2 separate regions of the Homo sapiens genome follow, and region 1 is linked to region 2. A link is a contact called in ENCODE Hi-C or POLR2A ChIA-PET data. All regions are on one chromosome and are shown on one strand. The core of a region is the stretch at or near the end of the contact, and the rest is flanking DNA. Distances in the headings are between cores, read along the strand shown. Region 1 overlaps LOC124904260 (a long non-coding RNA gene). Region 2 has its middle 86 kb from the start of CTAGE1.

Region 1 (6,207 bases), core at 2,214-4,713, 37 kb after region 2:
TTTAGGTGAATGCCTCATTGTTTGGGGATCTGGAACTGAATTCTCCTGCAGGACTAGCTATGAAATCACTAGAGGACAACAGGAGAAAGCTCATGTAGTGCAGCTTGTGTTGGTGTGGAAATGGACAGATATGCATGCCATCCTGGGCACATGTGTCCATGCCATGTGGGAATGGTCAGGGGATGAACACAGCAGTCTGGGGCTAGAGGCAGACCTGGCACCAGGATTTCCTGAGGAAGAAGTCCCCCTCCTGAGTACGTAACTTCTTTTCCCAGGCTCTCAGAAGTAGCAACACGCTGATGCCCTGCAGCCTTTCTGGGTAGTAAGCAGGGCACGTGGATGCTGGAAGCTGAGCTCTGTGCTGGGCCAGCCTGAGGGCAGTGAGAGAAAAATCCCTGCAGGAAAGTCATTCCCCAAAACAAGCCCATCCCAGTTCCCAGCCAGCTTCTGGGGCTCCAGCCCTCAGCGCCAACTCCATGTTCATATCTGATGGCAGGGAAATCATCTTTCTTAATTCCCAGGGCAAATTGTTCCTAGGAAAGAGCAGAATCTCAGGAGGAAATCACATCATCCGCGAAGGGAGAGCCAGTTCCTTTGTACTATTTTTCAGGGCTGCCTTTGGAGCCAATAATCTGTCATTCCTTGAATAAACAAGCACCTTATCATATCACAAACATTTATTTAACCCTTTTCTCCTGCACTTTTACCAGCAGGGAGAAGGAAAGCAGTTACCAGGGCAGCCAGAGCCCGTGGCAGAAATGCCAAATTCCCTGAACATTACACTCAATCTGTAAAGTGTCAGCCGGCCCTTTTCTGTGCCTCCATAAAGAACCAGTCACCCAGATTCAAGTATCACATTCCGGCCTCCCACTTCCACATCGTCCCTGCCCCAGCCTCAGCCCCATCTCCATTAATACCCCACGGCCTTTTGCAGACGGGCCCTTAATTCTGTCCAGTGGAGTCTGGGCTAATTTGTTAGTTTTTTTTAGGGGCTGATGGGGGGAATAGAAGGGGGTGGAGGGAAAGGCAAAAGAGTGTTTACATTTCTCCTTTTAATGACAATACACTTGACAGAGCTGTGAGTCCCAGCATTTTGAAATGTGTGTGTGTGTGTGTGTGTGTGTGTGATTTTTTTAAAAAAGGCATATTCTTTGACTCTGACATCACAGGAAAATGGAATGAGCAAAGTATGTAAATTTCTCCAAGCTCTCACAATCTCCATTTTCTCTCGGTGGATGGATTTTGTTTTTCTTTTCTGGTGTTGCTCCCACACAATGGGGCCAAATCTTGTTCAGGACAAAGAAACATATAAATAGAATATGCATGTGGTATGCACGGGAACTCTTGGAGACCAGAGAGAGACTGTTTGGACGGGCGTCTGAGGGCTGCTGGGGGAACCTTGGGGTCTTGGCCTGAAGAGCTTGACAGGCAGTGTCTGTCCCCAAAGTGACAAGTCACAAATTTCAAAATCATTCTTATTCTCTGGGAAACACTAAGAAACCCTGGAATGGGTACAAATTTAAAATGAGAATGTGAAATATCTTTGTGTGAGTGCATCAGATGTAAGATGTCAGTCTGCCTAAGATATTGGATGTGTTTTACAGAGCTGATGGGGTGGGTTTTCTTTTTGATTCACCACGAACAATGCTAAGTCCCGTGCAGCATGTCACCCTCTGCATCTGCATCATCTCAGTGACATCCAGGTACTCGCTGAAGCTTATATCTTTCCTGTATTATGGATTTGCAGTTGTTTCCGTGTCAATCATCCTCCAACCAAACTCTCCCCTCTTAAAAACTGCATACTATAGCTCTAGCCAAAAAGACTTATCAGCGCAAGTTTGAGCAAACTAATGTGTGCAGACCCTGAGTGGTTATTTTTGTTTCCAAGTCTGGACATAGAATCACTTGTTCAATTTCCTGCTGGGTTATATCAAGTGGTTTTAACATGTAAATCTCTGATAAGGAAACTGACTAATTTATGTAGATTACCTATCTGAATTGCTGTCAGGATTGCCTTAATTTTTTCTGCTTCCTTTACTTCTCCACTTTTTTCTCAGTTATCATTATTACCATTACCAGGACTATCAAGTACAACCTTATTCAGTATATGTTTAGAAAATGTTCTTACTAAAACTTAAAAAAAAAAAAAAACAAACCAAAACAAACAAAAACCCTCTGCATTCCTGAAGTGTGTGTGGGAGTTCTGTTGGTTTGGATGTCTGTGCTTTACAACCCGAATTCAAAATATATAGCCTCTCAGACTCCGTCACGTCCTTGACAATCAATCAGAAGATTGTTATTTGTTTTAATAAAAAAATTTTTTAAATGAGAAATGATCTGAACTACTTCCATTTTATTTCTATTCCTTAACCAGCCTCACCCTACTTCAGCTGATGGAGCTTCCCTAATCTCTAAATTGAAATCCTACAAGCTGCTTGAGCACTAGATTCTAGAACCTGCTCTGGCTATAACATGAAGTAAGTTGATCCCTGTGGGATTTTCCATGCAGTAGCTTGATCAAAGCTACTGGTTCCCACCCAAACCTTGCCAAAGGAACACCAAATTGAACCACCATCCACCAAGAAAGCACCGCCATAAGAACCGAAAGTCAGGTGAGTGATCACAGTACCTGTGTTTAACACCATAGCAAGGAAAGAGGCACCGAAGAGAGAAGGAAAGACAGTGTTGAATCGCCGACACCACCCTGCCCCCATCCCCTGGCAGCAGCTGTGTGGCAAGGAGAGAGAATCAAATAATTGTTAATTCTATGCCCAAATACACAGACCGGGGTAGTGTCTTAGTCTGTTCATGCTGCTATAACAAAATACCACAGACTAATTTATAAACAACAGAAATTTGTTTTTCACAGTTCTGGAGGCTGGGAAGTCCAAGATTGAGGTGCTGGCAGATTCTGTGTCTAGTGAGGGCTGCTTTCTGCTTCCAAGATGGCACCTTGTTGGTTCAACTTGTGAAAGAGATGGAAGGGCAAAAGGGACCTAGCTGGTTTTCCCCAGCCCTTTTATAAGGCACTAATCCCATGTATAAGGGCAGAGCCCTCATGGCCTAATCACCTCCTAAAAGCCCCACCTCTTAATGCTGTTGCCTTGGGGATAACGTTTCAATGTTATTTTGTGAATTTTGGAAGGGACACGAACATTCAAGCCATAGTAGGAAGACTGAGTCAACGTAAACCTGTACAGTAATCTCCCTTATCTGCAATTTCACTTTCCAAGGTTTCAGTTATCTTCAGTCATCCATGGTCCAAAAATATTAAATGAAAAATTCCAGAAATAAACAATCCATAAATTTTAAATTGCGTGCCATTCTGAGCAGCATGATGAAATCTCTCGTCATCCTGCCCAGGTCGTGAATCATGCCTTTGTCTAGCATATCCACACTGTAGAAACTCCCCACCCTTAGTCACGTAGTAGTCATCTCAGTTCTCACATGGAAAAAGCATGTATATGTAGGGTCAGTACTACTCGAGGTTTCAGGCATCCACTGGGAGTCTTGGAATGTATCCCACCACTGTAACCAATATCTGATGCTATTCTCACACCAAGCTGGTAAACCTGGCCTAAACAAAGTCCCAAGCTGCCCCCAGACTTGTGAGCTAGGGCTTTTGTCTAGAAACAATCTTTAGTGACCCAAAGTCAAAGCTTAGGTATCCTGTTGACTGGGCACAGCAGTAGAACCCATCGATTCTGGAACATGGACCTCTAACCAGGTAGGGTTCTGCTTCCTTGTTAGGTGCCTTGAGGAATGTGGGGCCAGGAGGGTCCTTCAGGCCTCTCCCTACACCCCAGTCCCACCCCAGCCCCCTCCTGCTGCTCCTGCAACTGCCCTACTCTCTCAGAAGCCTTGTGCTTCAGAAGTGTTTTAAGACAAGAGAGTGTGAGACTAAATGCAAACTGGCTTCAAAAATGACCATTGTTTGTATCCACTGGGAATCCTTCAAGACCTTTCCCTCCCCTCCCTTCTCCCCACGGTGAACTTTAAGCATTTTTATCCATGGAGACTAAAGACAAAGTACTGTGTCTGGCTTCTCTTCTCTTTTCCAGCCAGCCCACTTGCCAGTCTGGCTTCTCTCATCTTTGTTTGGATGCTCTTCTTCATGACTCCTCGCCAATGCACAGATGTAAACTATTGTCTGATTATTAAAAGAAAAACACAAAACACAAAAAAAGCACACATGCCTTCAGTATTAATGACCATAGAGCTGTCTGCATAAGGTGAAGTCTGTGGTCCTGAGCAGACCACAAGCCATCAGCCCCTGCTGCTCCAGGAACTTGTGCTTTTCTCCTAGGTTTTATTAAAAACAAATTTAGGCAAACACAACAGGCTCAGAAAGGAGCACCACTGTGCCCTTGAAACTTTGCTGGGCAGCCTCCAGTGGCAAGCCTTGTCTTTGTCACCTCCTCCCAGTGAAGTTCACTATCTTTTGGCCCCCCTCAGAACTGCTGCCCCATACTGTCCACCTCAGCCTAGTAGCCAGAGACCTCGTGTTTGGTCTTTGCCCTCAACAAGACACTTCTAGCCACACTGAGTCATTGCTAGCTTGTTGGAAAGGTGAGAGCACTGGGTGGAGAGTCAGAGGCTGGCTTCCCTCCTACCCCTGCTGATAGGTTGCATGATCCTGAGCAAGTTTCTTCTCCCTGCTCAGTATTCTTGCCTGCAAACTAAGAGGGCTGGGCTAGACACATTCCTTCCATTTTTCCTTAAGCAAATATTTATTTAGCTCCTGCTCTGTGCAAGACACCGAGGATGGAACTGAAAACAGGACAAACAAGGTCCTTGCCCTCATGTAGTATATGGAACAGCAGGAGAAAGTTAAAAGAAAGTAAAAGAAGACACTCTGAGCATCCTTGTATCTCCAGCAACCTTCAAATGTGTCACTGAGAACAGCCGAATGTGCTGTCGTTCTGATTTATTGGGGATCAAAGTCTTTAACTAAAGATGTGGGATTCTTGTATGGATTTTCACACATCAGCTTCAGGAAATAAGTAATAAGGAGGAGTTCATGACCCTGAAATCCCCCCTCAATGGATACCTGCTACACTTCTCTCCTGAAAGCCAGGTATCTGCAGCTGTCATCCCACTTGCTACTTTAACTGAAGGAATTTTCAGAAGCAGCAGCCAAACATGACACACCAGCAGCCTGTAGCTCCACCCTTCAGTGGAACTGTTATTTTTAGGCCTCTCCTCTCTTGTCACAAGCATCTACATACCTCCCTGGGTGACTCATGTTTGTGGATAGCACCAAGCACACGTGACTTTTTCAATGTGGGGCTGGCTTATTTTGACAAACCCACTCTCCGTTCCATCTCTACTTGCAATACTCAGAATACTGTAGTGTGGGAAAAACTGTGGGACTTCCAGTGCTCCTCAAATGTGTGCCATGCAGCAGGAAAACTACCCCCAGAGAAGCTGGGACAAAGCTGTCCATGAGCCAATGAGTTACTAGTCATAAAGTTGAACATATTGTTTCCATATTGCTTTGCTCCACATTCGTAGCCATATGACTTGACCCCAGAGTTTCAGGTACAGTAAAATGCTCTTATTCATTATGGGGCCATGTTACCATGCATCAAGGTGATATCCTGAAAAATCACACCTCACATGGCTGTTAGACACTTGTGTAAGACGTGGGCTCTCAAAACAGCACATACCGAAATTGGAGTACTTCTAGAAGGTGTTGGGCCTGAATCATCCATTTCTATCAGAATTTTTAGCAATTTTTTGGTCATAGAAAAAAATATTTCTGAGTCTATATTTCAGGCAATATGACAAAAAGGACAAAAACATTGCCATGTGGACCCAGGTCAGTGGCCTATCTGTGTGGTGCCAGGAGGCAGAGAAGATGAAGTTTCCCTTTCAGATTCAGCAAGTGACTCCTTTCGTCATAAATCCATTCGGTGGTGTCATGCCACACCTCTCTCTTATTACCTGTACACCCACTTTTTGTTTGTATATTGGTTTGTTTGTTTTGTTATTTCTGGTCTTCAATGATCTCAGGCTCTTTCTTATCACAAGGTATCCTCAAGGGCTATTACCTCTGCCCAAAATATATTCACCCTGGAATATATTCTTCACCCAGCTAACTCATTCTGGTCTTAGTTTAAAGACCTTTTCTCCAGAAAAGCTGTGTCGACCCCTTTGGGGGAAGGTGGATTTCTCTGTTTTTTCTTTCATAGCATCCTATATCTT
Region 2 (5,661 bases), core at 993-3,492:
GGGCTGCTTCTGCTTGTGCTGTGACCTTGACATACTCTCTAGACAGTGAGCTGGGGCATTCGTAGTGCTCACATCATTTGTTTACTTTTTCTCATGGATCATTCTCCTTTGCCACCTCTTGTTCAATATCTAAAACTGTTATTTCATGTATTTTGTTCAGTTTTATAAGTTGTTTAGGGTGGGAGGTAAATTTTGGTTCTCATTTCTCTGTAATGGTTGGAAATGGAAGTCTTCAATGACATTATTTTCATTATAAAATGAGCAAACTTGCTGGGCGCGGTGGCTCATGCCTGTCATCCCAGCACTTTGGGAGGCCAAGGCAGGTGGATCACAAGGTCAGGAGATCTAGACCATCCTGGCTAACACAGTGAAACCCTGTCTCTATTAAAAATACAGAAAATTAGCTGGGTGTGGTGGCGGGTGCCTGTAGTCCCAGCTGCTTGGGAGGCTGAGGCAGGAGAATGGTGTGAACCCGGGAGGCAGAGCTTGCAGTGAGCCAAGATCACGCCAGTGCACTCCAGCCCGGGCGACAGTGCAAGACTCTGTCTCAAAAAAAGAAAAAAAAGAAAAAAAATGAGCAAACTTATTTAAGAAAATTTGGAAATTACTTAACACATAAGGAAATAAAAGCAAAATGCCCATTGATCATTCACCAAACACATGATATGTTTGTCTATTTCTTTCATGTATTGTGTTTCCTATAATTAGCTTGCTTTAATTTTTTTCAAAAATGAATATATGAATATGGTATTTAAAATACAATTTTAATACTTAAATTTTATTTAATTAAAAGTGATTTCATGATCACTTTCCTGTGTTCTTCCTTAGCATCATTTATAAAGCCTGCACAATACTCCAACATGTAGACGTGTGTGGTAGATTACTTAACCTTTTATTTACAAATAGACATTTAACTAGTTCCCACATTTTGTTACTATAATTGATAAATATTTTTACATAGGGATTTTTGTTTAAGATGAATGATTTACTTATGTTATATTAGAAGTAGTCAATATAAGTATTTTAAGGTATTCAATTCATTTTGCCAGATTGATTTCCAAAGGGCTGTATCAATTTAAAATATTTTATTCACCACTCCAAATACAATTATAAAGTACTTATTCTCTACCACTCACTGTGCCAGGTTCTGGTGATGTAAGATGATCAATACCCTAACTCTGAGTTCTACGAGTTTATAGCCTTTTAGTTGTAGAGACAAACATGTAAATAGATGAGTGCTACAAAGCATTATGGGCACTCTACAGACATGTGAACGGGACACAGTGGGTTACGTAGGGCAAATAAATGTGTCTATTTCATCTAGTATGGAATCTGATGAACAGTAGCGATTTAATCAAAAGTTGTTGAAAAAGGCACAGAGAGAGAACAAGCAGTTAAAGGAGTGACTATTCAATCCATTTAGTGACTTGTTTGGGAAAAGTATCTTAGAGGAACCTGTGATTTGTAATTAGCATATCATTTATTCTTTCATATATTCATTTTACATGTACTTTTGGCAGTGTGTCAGGGACTGTGCTAAGTGCTAAGGACATCATTGCTACTGTTACTGTGGAATTTGCTGCCTGGAAAGGAAGACAGAAAATAAACAAGCAATTAAAATAATGGAGGACACAGGATAGTATAATAGAAGTGAGTCACTTAGTGCAGGGGTCAGTAGAGGCTTTCCACAGGGCATGACAGTTAAGGCATGACTTGAAGGATAAATAAAAGTTAGTTAGAAAAAAAGGGGAAAAGACAGAAAAGTGAAAAATGGTTCCAGGCAGAAGCAATCACATCACTCATCTATATGCAAATAAATGTTTGTCTTATGTTTGAGTTGCTTAGAGATAGTTTATTTGCTTACATACTTTTCACATCCTCCCACCCAGCAATGTGGTTTACACGGTTCTTGGCTTTCTAAACCTTTTCTTTTATGAATAGCACAAAAGTAAACTTCTCCCTAGATCTGATCCAGATTCAAGTTTAATGGGGTCCTAATCCAGAGTTTAAATATGCTGCTTTCGAAACCACCCCATTTGATAAGCAACGCTGCATCCTTTCTGTAGTTGAGGAAACTGAGCTATGAGCTGCAACAGAGGTAGAGCTTTGTTGGGACTGAGGCCTTGCCCCTTACTGGATGGAGGACCTGGGGGGAACCACTTCCCTTCTCCAGGCTTCCACCTCTGCATCTGTAAAAGGGTGTTCCTAATACCTCCCAGGATGACTACATGAGTGACTCAGATAATAAATGTCAAGTCCCTAGTTCAGACTAGCAGTTTGCAATCCTGAGTTCTTTTCCTTGTCCTAAAGGGCCCAGGCACGAAAGCATCAATTTTACTTATTTGTTTTCCTGGGCCCCCTCTTCTAGTTAGCTGTGCCTTTTTGATGCTGTTTGATCATTCTGTCATTCATCTAATATGCTTTGAGTGCCTACTGTGTGCTAGGCAATGTCATTAGGTCCATCTCCCAACTCAGCCTCTCCTGAGAATTGACTACTTGTGATAGCTGAGGGCTCAGAAATCAAAGAGCTAAGCATGCTGTACACAAGGCTGGTGTGAACATCTCTGAGTGAGGACTGGCAAGGCCTGCCCTGCCTTGGAAAGTACTTGGCTGTGTGACTGCCCTTTACACTGCTCTGAGCACTGTCCCCAGACTGCTGGGTTCTCACTTGTCATATCCAACTTACCATAAGACCCTGGAGACATGTGAAGCCTTGCTCTCTGCACAGATGGTGGGGCCATACCAGGAGTGCTCTTGAATAAAACAGGACAAGGACCTACCCTGCAGCATTGCCCTAAGAAGACTTGCAAGCAGAAGATGGTGGGAACTGAACTGTCAACCAAAGAGCTGTGGAATCCACTCCTGGGACTGAGCAGACATTTTCCCAGGCTGACTTACACACTATAGCCACTCATCACAACAGAGAGGGATGGCCCACCCAATACCCTGGCCTGGGTCCCCTGTGAGTTCACGCTGTCTTCCGCCTTTGCAGGGAGATTGTAGCACACATCTCTCCAAGGTTACATCATCTCCTGAAGGCAAGGGCCTCTAGTGAGTTTTTGCTGGCTAAGTCCTCAGGGCAGGACTTGGTGTCCTTGATATAAAACATCTGTCTTGGGAGGCACAGTTGGGAAAGAATGAAGGATTTTTCTGGGAGCTCAACTGGCTCACTGAGCAAAGGCCAGGAGACATTTGGTGAAGTAGCGGAAGGCTGTAATATATAAACAAGATGTGAGTGTGCTTTTCAGGAGTGATGCATATCTATGGAAAGAAACCACAGGCCTCCTTTCTCTTCAGGCATGGGAAGAGAAAAGGACCTTTGTAATCTATGTGTGTTTATTTGTTTGACTCAATGGATAAACAGATATCAATATATTGCTATCTATCTATCTATCTATCTATCTATCTATCTATCTATCTATCTGTCTGTCTTGCCCTGGGGTATAAATGAGTATCTATAAATATCAACTTTTTCCCTGTAAAGTTTGCTGTTTGTACAGCATTCACTCTTTGTATAGATAGCTTCCTCCCATCAAACGCCTCAATGCCCTAAAATCAGTTGGGATGTTTTTCCAAAACTGCTGATAGGCTATCTGTATTTCTAAGGAGATGAAGGAGTTATATAATAGACCTTATTCTCTAACAGAAAAAGGAAGAAGCATGGGAATATTCCAACTAACCTGACTGAGGAGCTTGATAGAAACTTAAGGAAACAAGTCAGAGGATAAGAGCTCAGACTGTAAGAGGAAATGTTACTAAAGAATTTAAATGGCAATTCTGTCCTGGCCTCATTAGCTTTTTAAGATACACGATGTTGGGGCTTACCAGCTGGAGAGGACAATAGAGGAACAATATGAGGAAACAGGTGAAAAGGTTCTTCCTACCTCCCTGGACCTCCTGAGATCAGAAAGAAGGAAACAATCTGAAGATGCAGTGGATTTTCTCCCTTAAGCTTCTTTCTTCGTTCTCTTTTGATATTAATCCAGGACAATGGGTAGAGAAAGAATCTTCGAAACGTTAACTATAAGGCAGGCATGGATACTTAGGATTTTGAAAAATATATATGTTGCCGGTATGTGCACAAAAATGTGTGTGTGTTGCCTGCGGGGTTGCGGAGGTGTGGTTAGTCAAGTTGTCCAGGACAACCAGATCACATCATAATCATCTTTTGAGACTTGGCTTAATGGAAATCCCTTCTTCTTCTCTAAGGCCTTTGCCAACTCCTCTTCCTGACACCCACACAAGATGAAATCTATCTCTTTGTGTATGCACGTCATATATTTGCACAACTTTTATCCCACCTAGAACTCTGACTCTTCCTATAATTGTGGCCAAGGATTGTGTCTCAGTCTTTTTGTAACTAAGCATCCAACATAGTCCCTGATACATAATAATCAAATTGAATAAATTAATACGTGTATATAACTTACTTTCTCCATTTATGTATTCATATGCAAACAAAAAATATTTCATATGTTAGAGATGTAAGGCTACATAACCTCTCTGTGAGGCACATTTGTTGCTTTGAAAATCAATGGAGTCCAAACTTTAAGTCAATGTTTCTCAAGAAGATATTGTGATTCAGTTAGTCTGGGATGGGTATTGTGCTTTTATTTGTACATGCTCCAGATGACTTAAATGTGCTGCTAGGATTATAACTACTGATTTAAGAAGAGAAAGATTTTTTGGGGAGACTTAAATTAATTGATCCCCCCCTCTTTTTAGTGATTTTTATGTCCCCAAAAAATCTGCTGACAAAACTCATAAAGATTATTCTCTTGGTTTATTTTTTTTCCCAGAAGTTTGATAGGTTGAATTTACATCTAGATCTATGATCTATTTCAAATTAATTTTTGTGTTTGGTGTGAGATAGGGGTCCAGGATCATTTACATACAATGATGTAATACAATCAGATGCATTCATTTTAAGTATGCAATTCAATAAGTTTTGACAAATTTATGTACCCATGTCACCACCACAATCTAGATATATAACATTTAGATCACCCCTGAAAGTCTTCCTGTTTCACCTTACAGTCAACTCTTTCACCTCTGACTGTGGGCAGTAGTTGATCTGAGGCCTTTGCCAACCCATCTTCCTGACACCCACACCAGGCCTCCTTTTCTGTCACTATGAGTTAGTTTAGCCTTTCTAGATGGAATCATACGCTATGTAGTTTTTGTCTAGCTTCTTCACTTGGTATATTTTTTTAGATTCATCCATAGTGTGCCATCTATCAACAATTTGTTTCTTTTCATTGCTAAGTAGTATTCCATTGTATGGATATAGCACAATTTGTTTATCCATTCATCTCTTATTGGTTTTGGGGGTCGTTTCCAATTTATAGCTATTATGAGTTAGTTGCTATGAATACTCATGTGCAAGTCTTTGTATAAACAGATATTTTTCTTTCTCTTGGGTAAGTACATTTGATTAGATTGTTAAGTCCCATGGTAAGTATATGTTTAACTTTTTAAGTAGTGGTCAAGCTGTTTTCAAAATAGTAATGACATTTTACATTTTGACCAGCAATTTAGCAGCCCTCCTTGTCAACACTTGGAGTTGTCTGGTTTTTTTTTTGTTTGTTCTTAATTTTAGTCATTCTAGTGGGTGTATAGTGGTATGTTATCATCATTTTAATTTGCATATCTCTGATGATT

The links. Hi-C counts contacts between places; a loop is a spot of excess contacts on that map. ChIA-PET counts read pairs that join two places held with the same protein, here RNA polymerase II (POLR2A). Pooled maps may share reads with other maps.
Region 1: a map of PC-3 shows a loop between it and region 2 (10-fold over the local background). The contact joins two enhancer-like sites. A Hi-C loop is called at or near these places in 5 of 168 maps with a recorded cell type or tissue (IMR-90, PC-3, aorta and 2 more) and 6 of 50 pooled maps. POLR2A ChIA-PET finds 5 or more read pairs at or near these places in 4 of 52 experiments (AG04449, AG04450, HEK293T and 1 more).

What each region holds. Positions count from the first base shown.
Region 1 is chr18:22,465,232-22,471,438 of GRCh38, reverse strand. It overlaps LOC124904260 (a long non-coding RNA gene), which reads left to right. Exons shown (of 3, transcript XR_007066305.1): 1 at 1-6,207. Among named protein-coding and RNA genes, the nearest start is that of CTAGE1, 50 kb to the right of the region's middle. RefSeq lists a silencer at 539-833 and enhancers at 1-1,758, 3,179-3,473, 2,672-3,871. Within about 2 kb of position 3,463, at least 13 of the 41 ENCODE cell types and tissues checked have a DNase peak (open chromatin) inside an H3K27ac peak, as active enhancers do; they include IMR-90, PC-3 and ascending aorta, where a contact is called at or near this core.
Region 2 is chr18:22,501,417-22,507,077 of GRCh38, reverse strand. No RefSeq gene overlaps it. Among named protein-coding and RNA genes, the nearest start is that of CTAGE1, 86 kb to the right of the region's middle. Within about 2 kb of position 2,242, at least 9 of the 41 ENCODE cell types and tissues checked have a DNase peak (open chromatin) inside an H3K27ac peak, as active enhancers do; they include IMR-90, PC-3 and ascending aorta, where a contact is called at or near this core.